2 separate regions of the Homo sapiens genome follow, and region 2 is linked to region 1. A link is an interaction called in ENCODE POLR2A ChIA-PET data of the cell type or tissue named here. Cell type or tissue: HepG2. All regions are shown on one strand. Each heading gives the region's core, and the rest is flanking DNA. Links, peaks and the distances in the headings are about the cores only.

Region 1 (5,378 bases), core at 213-5,212:
TTCATTTTTACTTTTAACAAGTTTGTTTTTACATTTAAGAGCTTGGCCTCACTTTGGCAAGAGGTAAAATTAAAAGCTTTACTTCCCTCTCCCTGGATTCCACTTCACAACAGAGGGGCTACACTAATAAACAAAAGTAATGTGCCATTTCCAAGAAAAGCCAAGGCGAGGTCCAAGGTAAGACTACTCATCAGTGAACTCCAGGGGCCACACTCAGCGCCTGAACACTGGGAGTGTGTGTTTGGGCTCAGGGTGGCTCGGTTTCCACTTGAAAACTACAGGCATCTTTTGAGGTGATCATCACCACCCCTCAAGAACCTGAGGAAGAAATGCCCAGGAAAAGAGGGGCTCTTTGTTAATTCCATCTGATGACATTTTCTTCCAAAGGATCCTGAGTTGGCAAGAGAGATTCCAGGTAGTGGAGTTAGATTAATAGAACCATTTTGGAGTTAGATTAATAGAACTCCAAGGGTTACAGCTAAAATGTTCCCAAAGTTCCTCTGAGCAACACTTCCATTTTCTAGTAAGAATCTACACCCCAGGAAGTGACCCACCAAGGTCACCCAGTAAGCCCGAATTCAAATCCCAGCCTCTACATCCATTGTGTTTTTCCCAGAAAGAATACTGAGCTGCCTCGATGGTGACTTTCCCAGTCTTGTTTGGGTCCAACAACCTGTAAACTAAAAATAAAATTCTAAGCCCCATAACCAACTAAACAGACCCTCTTGGCCACGAGGACCCCAGAGAAACCTGAAAAACAGCTCTTGGCCACAACAAGGAGGAGGTTGGAAAGGCCTCATTACATACCTCCTCCCTTTTGGGATTTAGACACAAAAACTGACCATCATTAATATTAAAATAGAGATTATAAGACTAAGAAACAAGACTCTTTGTGACAATAAGATACCGAAATATAAAGAGGACTGAAGGCCATGCCAGACAAGGGTTAAGTCACTCACCCCACAGCTCTAACCCAGTGTATTGGTTAACGGACTTCCTTATCTTACCAGTCCTTTCTGCTGACTCTAAATTTTTGGACAAAGCTTTACTCCTTTAACGAATTACAAATTAAAGAATCTCCGAACCCACCTATGACCTGTAAGCCCGTTTCATGATATCCCACCCTTCTGGGCTTAAACAATGCATATCTTCCATGTACTGACTTATGCCTTTGCCTGTAACTTTTGCCTCCTTAAAATGTATAAAACAAAACCGTAATCCAACGGCCTCAAGCACCCTTTCCCCACACCTCTTGAGACCGTGCTTTTCCCAGGACGCAGACACTCACTGGATTGGAATAAACCTCTTTAAAATATTTTAGAGACTTTGGTTTTTCTGTTAACATACCCCACCCCCCACCAAAGTGGGGGTGTTTCAATGCCTTTCACGATGAGCACCAGCTCTTTTTACTTTGAGTCTTGTAGGTGCTACAACATTTGTTAAAATGAGGGCTGGGTGCTGTGGCTCACACCTGTAATCCTAGCACTTTGGGAGTCCGAGGCAGACGGACAGCTTGAACCCAGAAGATGAGTTCGAGACCAGCCAAGGCAACATTGCAAGAGTTCGTCTCTATGAAAAATTTTTAAAAATTAGTCGCGCATGGTGATGCGTGCCTGTGGTTTCAGCTACTGGGAAAGCTGAGGCAGGAGGATCACTTGAGCCTGGGAGGTGGGGGCTACACTAAACCATATTCATGCCACTACACTCCAGCCTGGGCAACAGAGCAAGATTCCATGTCAAAAAATAAAATAAAATGAGGACACTCCAAGGTGCAACCCTATCTGGGGCTGAGGCTTGCTTCTTGATTTGTAAGACTTGGCTGATAAGAGAATCAAATAAGACAGCCAGGATGGGTTTTGAAAGGGTAAGCTATAATGCTAAACACATGAAAACTAGTGGGAGTTATGAGTTCTATACAAAACAACTCTATTTCAAAGGCAGGTGCCTTACAGATTCTGTCTGTGGTTTAGAAAGGAGACAGTATGGGTTGGGGCGGGCACACCTCAGATAGAGAAGTCAGACAGCGGGTGAGAGTGGCCTTCACCCCGCCTGCAACCCCACACATAGCTGAAATTGTACCCCAAAAGAGAATGCTCATTTTGCCCACCAAAAAGTGGTGGGGGAGAGAAGGGAGAGATTCAGATGTGAAGAAGCAGGGTACAGTTCCCCTCAGTTAGAGAAAGGTCCTCACAACCATAAGGACCAAAATAAAAAATATTCTTAACCAATCCTGCCTCTGTTTTCAACAAAGACCAGGAGATTAAGAACGAGCATCCTTTGTGCCTGAGAGTGGCTTTTTCTGCCAAAGACCCGGAGGCTAACTCTCTCTCTCTTTAGTGTGCACCTCAGTGGCCCAAAACAGGTGAGACCTCTCTCTGTTCCCACTGTAGGTGTCACTATCTTTCTGATCCAGTAAGAGGGGATACTCTGTGCTTCTCTCAGCATGGCTGGGAGATAGGGGTACAGCCAGAGGAATTAGGGGTGCAGCCAGGGGGCTGCCATGCCTTTGGCTCAGTGGGCAGATTCATGTCACAAGGGTTTCCACCCCACCAGCGCTGTGTGCTGGCTGCCTGCTGCCCACTGCCAGCCTGAGATTCAAGAGCCCGGAGATGGCAGAACAAAGGAAAATGGCTGTGGCTCCTGCAGCGGGGGTGGCTGCAGGCTGAGCTGCCAGCACACAGGCTTTTCAGCAGCTGAGTGCTCGCGTGAGGAACGGGAGCACTGGGCTGAGCACTGAGGCACAAAGCAAGTGGGGGGCCTGGGAGACTAATAGCAACCCAGGCACGTGCCTGGCCCCCACCCAAGGGCACAGCTGGGCCGGGAAGACTCGGCAGAACTCACTCCCCAAAGCAGTGGGCAGGTGGCCGACAAGCCTGGCACCGGCCACTCCTGCTCCTTGCCCAGCTGCTCAGAACTCTTACCCAGAGGTGTTCCAGGCAAGCACAGGGACTTGAGAAGGGCGAAGGGGGATCTTGACAGAGGCAGAAACTAGAATCTGAGAACACATGATGGGCCTTGGAGTGGCTCAAGGCTGTCTGCAAATGGACCTCTATTAAGCATAAAGGGCTCCTGCTACCAGCAACAATAGTTGCACTGACCACTCCCTCTCCCACTCTCCTCCTTCTCTAGTTCCCTCCCACCCTTCCCCCAAAAAAATCTACAATGGGAAGCAGCAGGAAACCAGGGCAGAGCCCCTGAATAGCTCCACTGTGAGGCCCCAGGTCCCGCCTCCTCAGCTCCACAGGTCAGCCCTCACTGCCACCAGGCCACAATAGAAACCTCTGTGCTACCAAGGACCCAGGCCCAGACAATGAGCTGCACATGGGAAGCTCTGGCCTTCTCACGGGGACTGCATGTAACCGCAATGGTGAGAAGTTCTCTGAGTAGAAGGGTGGGAGAGCCATGGCAGGGACACAAGCCTCAAACCCACCAGGTCAGGGTCTATTTAGGAGGTCTATCTGCCAGCCAGCCCTAAAGTCTCCCTGCTTCCCACCCTGCCCTGGCATGGGGCAGTGAAAGCCACACAGGGAAACAACCAGAGAGCTCCCAACACAGAGTGGGCACCTCCAACATGCTCTCACGACTGTCCCTCCTTCCCCACCCATCCCAGGAAGAACCGTACCCCATTTCTGTTCTGAAAGGAAGCTCCCGCTCAAAACACAAAACCCATCTATTATTTTCACCAGGTGCCTTTTACACAGGCTTTTAAAATCACAGGGTGGCAACCAGGCCCAAGGCGGCCTGAACAGGGAGGTGTGCAGAGCAGCGAAAGGCCAAGGGAGGCCAGAGAAGGAGGCCGATCCTCACACCAACCCCTGACACTGCGGGAAAATCTGCTCCTCTAAAAGCTGACGCCAGCTCCAGCTTGCTGCAACCAACGCTCCCCCTTCACACCCCACATAGGTCCTGCAAAGTCGTGAGGTTGCTGGAACCCACTATGAGAAGCCTGCTCCCCGCCTCCCTACACCCCAACTCGCTCTGGCTGACTCCTCACACTTTTAGGGGCACAGGCTGCATGAGCCAGAGGGCCAGCCAAGGGCTGTAAATATGGAGGTCACGGAGACAGGCTGGCCTGAACTGAACCAAAGATGGACTTGGGTGGGAACCAACACGCTGGCACCTCTCATGCCTTCCCAGTAGTTTCTCCAGCTCTTGTCTCTGTAGAAGGCCAAGATCCCTCCAAAAGAAAACTTTGTAAACTTTCATTCCCCCTTTCGGAATCAAAGCCGCATGTTTCTTTTCCTTTTACACACCTAATGCAGTAACTCCACATCTAGTCATTTCCACTACAGACCTGCAGCATGCATAAGACACTCCTGCAGCTTAGCCTATAGAAACAAAACACTGAAAGCAACCTCAAAATCCATCAATAGAGAGCTGGTAAAGTGAGTCATCATTCACTGTGCAGCAGAATCATGCACTGCTGTTAAAAAGAATGGACTAAACTATGTGTGCTAAAATGGAACAATCCTGGGATAAATTCTCAGAGTAAAAATCAGGAAGTGCAAAACAGCATAATTAGTATACCACTGGGGTAATAAACAAGAGAGGAATACAGTCATGCTTGACTAGGCACTGAACATCTGGTGACAGCGGCCTCAGGGGAGCAGAACTGAAGGGGTCAGGGATAGAAATAGGAGTTTTCACCGTGTATCTTTGTTATGTGTTTTTCATCATGTATACATTTTTGTAAATAAAAATGTTAAACCTAAATTAATATTTAAAATGCCTAAAGTTTGTGGCTGGACACACAATTTTACCCGTAGCTGTCTGCAGGCAGCTTCTGGTGTTTCCCTAGAACAAGGCAGAGTAATGGGGAGGGGAAACGAAACAAGGGGAAGGAGGGGGTCAGGCAGTGGCAGCCTCAGGGATACAGACTCACCAACTCACAGGGCTCCCTGCTTTCGACTCCACCCCAAGTCCTGAAATAGAAAGTTTTCCTAAGAAGAGCAAGAACAGATTCTGACAAAGGCACAAAAGAAACCAGACCATCTGCTGCCAAGCCCACTTCATGATAAATCTGTAAGACCCTAAGATTCAGGCAATGTAGGCGATGCAGGAGACGGGACTGAAACCCAGGCATCCCGGGCATCCACAGGGACCCTTCTCTGAGCCCTCCCCACTCAGTCATCAGTGGAGCTCGAGGTCCTAGTGCTATGAACACATCCCAGTTTCAGCAACTAAAGAAAGCTATTTCAACAGATTTCTAGGCCTGGCCCAATTCCAAGGACAGGCTAAAAACAGTTTCTCCAAAATCCCAGCTCAAAACCCCATTCCCTAACCACTAAACTCCATGTACCTTCCAGGAAATGGAAGCTGCAAAATGGAGCTGTGAGATGCACTTGTAGATTTATTCCTCACTAAAGAGATACATATAT
Region 2 (5,378 bases), core at 379-5,378, 170 kb after region 1:
AACCTCCGCCTCCCCAGTTCAAGTGATTCTCCTGCCTCAGCCTCCCGAGTAGCGGGGATTATAGGTGCCCGCCACCATGCCTGGCTAATTTTTGTATTTTTAGTGGAGACGAGATTTTACCCTGTTGGCCAGGCTAGTCTCAAACTCCTGACCTCAGGTAATCAACCCGCCTTGGCCTCCCAAAGTGTTGGAATTATAGGTGTGAGCCACTGTGCCCAGCTGGGATGCTCATCTTTCTAGGTATGAATCATCAGGTAGTTTTAAAACTCCTGGTATGTGCAACATGGTGCCAACCCCCAAAGGGTATGTTGGTGTGGGAAGTTGGCCCCAGCTGATGCCTGACTCAAATGTGAGATGATAAGGATGGGTGCAGAGGTGACTATCTGTGAACACAGAAATGGAGGGGAGAATTCCAAGGCACTTTTGAAAAAGAATTAACAGACTATGGAAACTTGGATATGATGATAGACAATCAGGAATTGAAACCGCCTCCCAGGATTTCAAGCCTCTAAAGTCGGGGGACGAAGTGATTCTACTAAGAAAAACAATACAGTTTTGAAAAATGACAATGCACAGCTGGATTTCATTATATTGCATGAACATCTTAGGGTCTGTTCTTCATTAGGTTATTCCTCAATCAAGGCAAGAGTCTTAACTCTTCTCTCTGATTTTGGAGTCTTCCTTCTCAAATCTAACTTGCACTCTACACTGTCAGAATGAAACCCATTTCACTGCTTTTCTAGAGGACTACTTACTGCTTAGAGTGCCTGGCTTCTCAGCCATTACCTCCCTGCCCAGTTATCTGCTCCCACCCTCCCCAGGTGGGGTTGGGGCAATGTTCTTCTGCACTAACTTCACCAGCTGTGGCTGGGGAAGTTTTCCCTTCCAGACCCTCTCTGTCTTCCTGTTGCCTTTCTAAGTTCTGTAATTCCTTTGGGCCCTAGCTTGAGTCCTGCTTTTTGCATTAAGTCTTTCAACATGTCTTTCTTCCTTTTCAGAATAGGAGTTGTATATGGGTGTGTAGGGGTGGAAAGGTGTTATGCTTTCCTTACCCATCATAAGGGTCACAGCTGATGCTCTTATAACAAAAGACGGATTAACAAGGGAAAAGCATAATACATTTATTTTATCAAAGTTCTGTTTGTTATTTTGATATCTAAATGTACAATCTGAATCAATTTCATCTTTCTTTCATAAGTAACTTATTCATGCTCCAGAGTGGCATCTACAGGAAAAGTTTGTGCTTAAATTAATGAGGCAAAAGCAGTATATCCACTTGAAAATATTTCATTATTTAGCCGTTTAAGTCAGAGGAGCTTCTAGCCAAAGTTTAGAAATGTTTGCACTTAGACAACACCTGCACCCCCCACCTCTGCACCTAGGGTCCTCCCTGTGGCCTCCCCATCAGGCATGGCAGTGCAGAGCCAGCAAAGGGTACCATCTGGCAGGGCCTCCCCACCACCCCTGCGGCCCCGTGGTGCTGCCTAGGGTCAGGTGCCCTCGAAGCTCCATCACTAAACTGCTCAGTGGGACTTACAGGCACTGCTTATTGGAAACAGTCTTCCACTGGATGTTTTATATTCAGAGATTCATCGGGGTAAATCTGACTGAAAGAGAGATTTATTTTGAAAGCCAAGTTTCTCCAGAGGCTTGTCAGTGAAGCTTCAGAGTTCAAGGCTGCTGCATGTCAGTGAGATCAACTGTGTGCCTTTGACACATTGGACTTAGGTAATCAGTCCAGTGTGGAGTTTGGGGCTTGGAGTGGCCATTGGGACAATTCAAGCATAAGAGAGATGGGAACAGGCTGTGCGTAAGGGAGGACTTAATTTGTGTTTATGATGGTAAATTAGGGCCATGAAGTCCTTGTAGGTTCAACTCTCAAAGTAATTACATCTTTGCTAAGATCTGCCAATTCTTTCTGAAGGGGGTAGATTGAAACTACAATTTTAACTCTTGGTTGAATTGCTACTTCTTTTATCAGGTAAAATTCATTGCAAAAGTGAAATCTTTTGGCTAGTTCTGCACTGCCAGAGCCTTCCATTATTATCTTTTTCAGAAACATACTGATGAATAAGGACCTTCACTGCAGCATTATAGTGATGTGAAATAACTGGAGAAGTTGAAAATATTTAACCACTGAGGAATGAATGGTTTAATAATTTATGGTACATCCTTATTGTGGGATACTATTCAAGTATTAAAAAATAAGGCCTGCTGGGTGCAGTGGTTCACGCCTGTAATCCCAGCACTTTGGGAAGCTGAGGCAGGCGGATCACGAGGTCAGGAGTTCGAGACCAGCCTGACCAACATGGTGAAACCCTGTCTCTACTAAAAATACAAAAATTAGCTGAGTGTGGTGGCGTGCACCTCTAATCCCAGCTACTCAGGAGGCCGAGGCAGGAGAATCACTTGAACCCGGGAGGCGGAGGTTGCAGTGAGCTGAGATCATGCCATTGCACTCCAGCCTGGGTGACAGAGTGAGACTTCATCCCCCCCCAATAAAAAAACATAAGGCCTATCTGTATTTAGAGATGTGAACAGAGGGCCACGATATATTGTGGGGGGAAAAAAGCGAGATGCAAAATTATATGTGTATATGTGTATATTCACATATACATACATATGTATACATACCATAATCTATTTTTGTTCAGAGGAAAATCATATGTATGTAAATAGACTGCTTAATAATATTAGCTGATATTTATTAAATTTGTATTGTGTGCTAGCACTTTGTCCAATACTCATCATACCTAAATGACCTCATTTAGTTCTCAAAATAACACTAGGAGGTAGGTAATTATTTAACCCGCTTTACAGCAGAAGAAACAACAGATTAGAAAGGTTAGGAAGCCTTCTCCATGCTGCATGGGAGGTTACAGGCAAAAGTTGGACCCTAGTCCAGAAGCCTGCACTTCCATCCACCATGCTCCGTGTACTGCTTCTTAACATTTACTTGCTAGAAGAATATAAGGCATCCTAGTATTTAGTTGGGGTCTTAAATGAAACTCATACTTGAGATGAGTTTTTAACGAGGTGCCTCTCAGATCCCTCCCTCACACCCTCAATTGGCATCCAGGCTGCCAAAGCCCCCTGCACACATATCTGTGTAACAGATCGTCTCCCCACCCTGACGCCTTCCACCCCATGGTGCTGTTACTTATGGAATTCAGAAGGCAGCTACTGCTTTGTTTTCTGTCTTCCTGATAACTCTAGGAACCTTGAAGAGTACCTGCTACTTACACATCATCTTGTTCTTAAATCAAATTTGGACCATAATTGTTATCATACAATTTTAACTGCTAAGGTCACCTAGTTCTACAGTTCAAATTAAACATTAGCTCATATTGCCTCTAGGTTTAAAACTAATGTACCCAGAAGAAATTTACTAAGGGCCAGCAATGTTGAAATAGCTTAAGTGCAAACAGAGGAGTCCTGTGTGCTGGCAATGACAAGGCGATGTTGTCTAAAGTCCCTATTTGATTCCTCGTTTGTCCATCCCTTCCCAGTGGCCTTTTCCTCTCTGAACTTTCAACAGTCTTGTGCCTAAGCACTTCAGTTCACTCCTTGTTAAATGCCGTTGATTGGCTATGCATATGTAACATCCCTTACTTTATTCCAGAAGAGGTCACCTTAATACTGCTTTAATTCCCTGAAGGGATGATGTTTGGTCATCAGTTAGCAAAACTCAAGCTTTGGAGCACCAGAATGTGTGCCAGAAAAAATTTTTCCAAATGCTTGATAATAAACTCAGAGGGGGGTTTGGTCACCAGAATTGTTAGGTGAGGCTATTGCTTCCTAACTTTTGCTTCCCACAGTCCAAGCTTTGATGCACAAGGTTATGGTTGATTACTTTTTATTGCATTCTAGTGGGAACTGGTTTCTCCACCCATCCTCATTTTCTGTGGTCTCAATTCCCCATTGTTCCTTGGGTCTGAGGATGCAGCTGGATCTGAGAGTGTGAGACGCTGTCATTTAGTACATGAACTAAAGATATAATCCTGTTTACTACTTTTTTTGGTCAAAGCAAAAAATAATGCAAGAGTTATGTGAACACGATGTTTATTACATGTATAGAACTGAATATGTAGATGTTTATAATCCGGAAGCTTTGGGAAACTGGACTTTGATAATTTCCCTGTAATGAATCCATTTCTCAAAAGCATTTTTTTCTAAAAAAAACACACACACACACACACACACACACACATTGTTCTCTGTAACCTCCCCAGATAGATACTTTTTAAAGATCTTGCTTGTTAAAATGCCTGCCAGCCTTTTAGAGAAGTTGACAGGTTAGGTGGTTTCTGTTAGCAGAAACACGTGGACTCAAAGCTTTTCCTCTAAAATGAATCTGTTGTGTAACATCACAGCTGGCTCAGAATACAGGTGCGTGCTCCTGCTCTCCCTGAGAAGATAGAATGGGAAGAGACCAATCCAGATGAGACGCAGGGGAGGAGGGGACACCCAACAGCAAAGGCACTGTTGCAATCTTAGCCTAAACCATATCTCTGAGAAAGAGTTTCTTGTTGCCTGCTTGTATCTCTGGGTGATCACAGACCCCTGCTCTCCAAGGTGGGTTGTGAACTCTGGAGCACTACCAAGATTGGCTAAGAGCTGAAGGAGAGTCCCAAAGGAGCTTCAATTCTGCAGAACTATACAGCCTTCTTTACCTTACCTTGACCAGGTGCTTAGAGTTTGGAAAGTCAGGGATAAGAATTGAAATTCCTCCAGGTAAGAAGACCCCCCTCTTAGGAAATGGACTCCTCCAATTTTCTCACATGATTTTTCAGGCACTTTCGCTTTTCCATATATAGGAGTCGCTCAGGAGCAAGCTGTGGCAAGCTGGAGGGAGGGACACATCCCGTGTTCCATCCACTCCCTCCCTTCTCAGCAGTCCTCGCCTGTTCTCACGTGCTCACAGGCAGTTAGGCAGAAGTGATCCCCGTGGCTCTGCCAAAGACAAGCCTGTTGGGTTGAAAGAAGAAGAAGAAGAAGAAAAAAAAACTCAGGCAAAGTCACAGCCTCAAAATTGTTCACTGAAAGAAGCGTGAGTGGAGAAGTGTGAGAAGATGAATGGACCGGTGGATGGCTTGTGTGACCACTCTCTAAGTGAAGGAGTCTTCATGTTCACATCGGAGTCTGTGGGAGAGGGACACCCGGGTAAGTAGGCTGTCTTGGACTGACTGGAAAACGATCATTCCAAGCCTATACTGAGGGAGTCACTTACAAATGGTTTTAATTTGACACATAATAATTGTGCATATTTATGGGGTACCGTGTGTTGTTTTGATCCATGAGTATAACATTTAATGATCAAATTAGGATAATGGGCATACCCATTGCCACAGACATTGACTACTTCTTTGTGGTGAAAA

Evidence for each region. ChIA-PET counts read pairs that join two places held together with the same protein. Peaks named below come from ENCODE experiments on the same cell type or tissue, not always from the same donor. Only the 100,000 strongest peaks of a DNase experiment are listed, where the experiment ranks them.
Region 2: POLR2A ChIA-PET joins it to region 1 with 5 read pairs; 1 of 35 experiments calls an interaction of 5 or more read pairs at or near these places.

The regions. Positions count from the first base shown.
Region 1 is chr10:80,462,632-80,468,009 of GRCh38, reverse strand. All of the region lies in intron 1 of TSPAN14 (tetraspanin 14), which reads right to left. Among named protein-coding and RNA genes, the nearest start is that of TSPAN14, 11 kb to the right of the region's middle. RefSeq lists silencers at 843-1,137, 4,963-5,257 and enhancers at 2,096-2,667, 2,668-3,239. In HepG2, for the core only: no CTCF peak of the experiment used is centred there; a DNase peak (open chromatin) is centred at 3,229.
Region 2 is chr10:80,289,118-80,294,495 of GRCh38, reverse strand. MAT1A (methionine adenosyltransferase 1A) reads left to right here and starts at 4,838. Exons shown (of 9, transcript NM_000429.3): 1 at 4,838-5,163. The coding sequence starts at 5,073. RefSeq lists an enhancer at 4,709-5,003. In HepG2, for the core only: a CTCF peak has its summit at 4,831; DNase peaks (open chromatin) are centred at 1,705, 3,465, 4,415 and 4,815; H3K4me3 peaks cover 1,796 bases.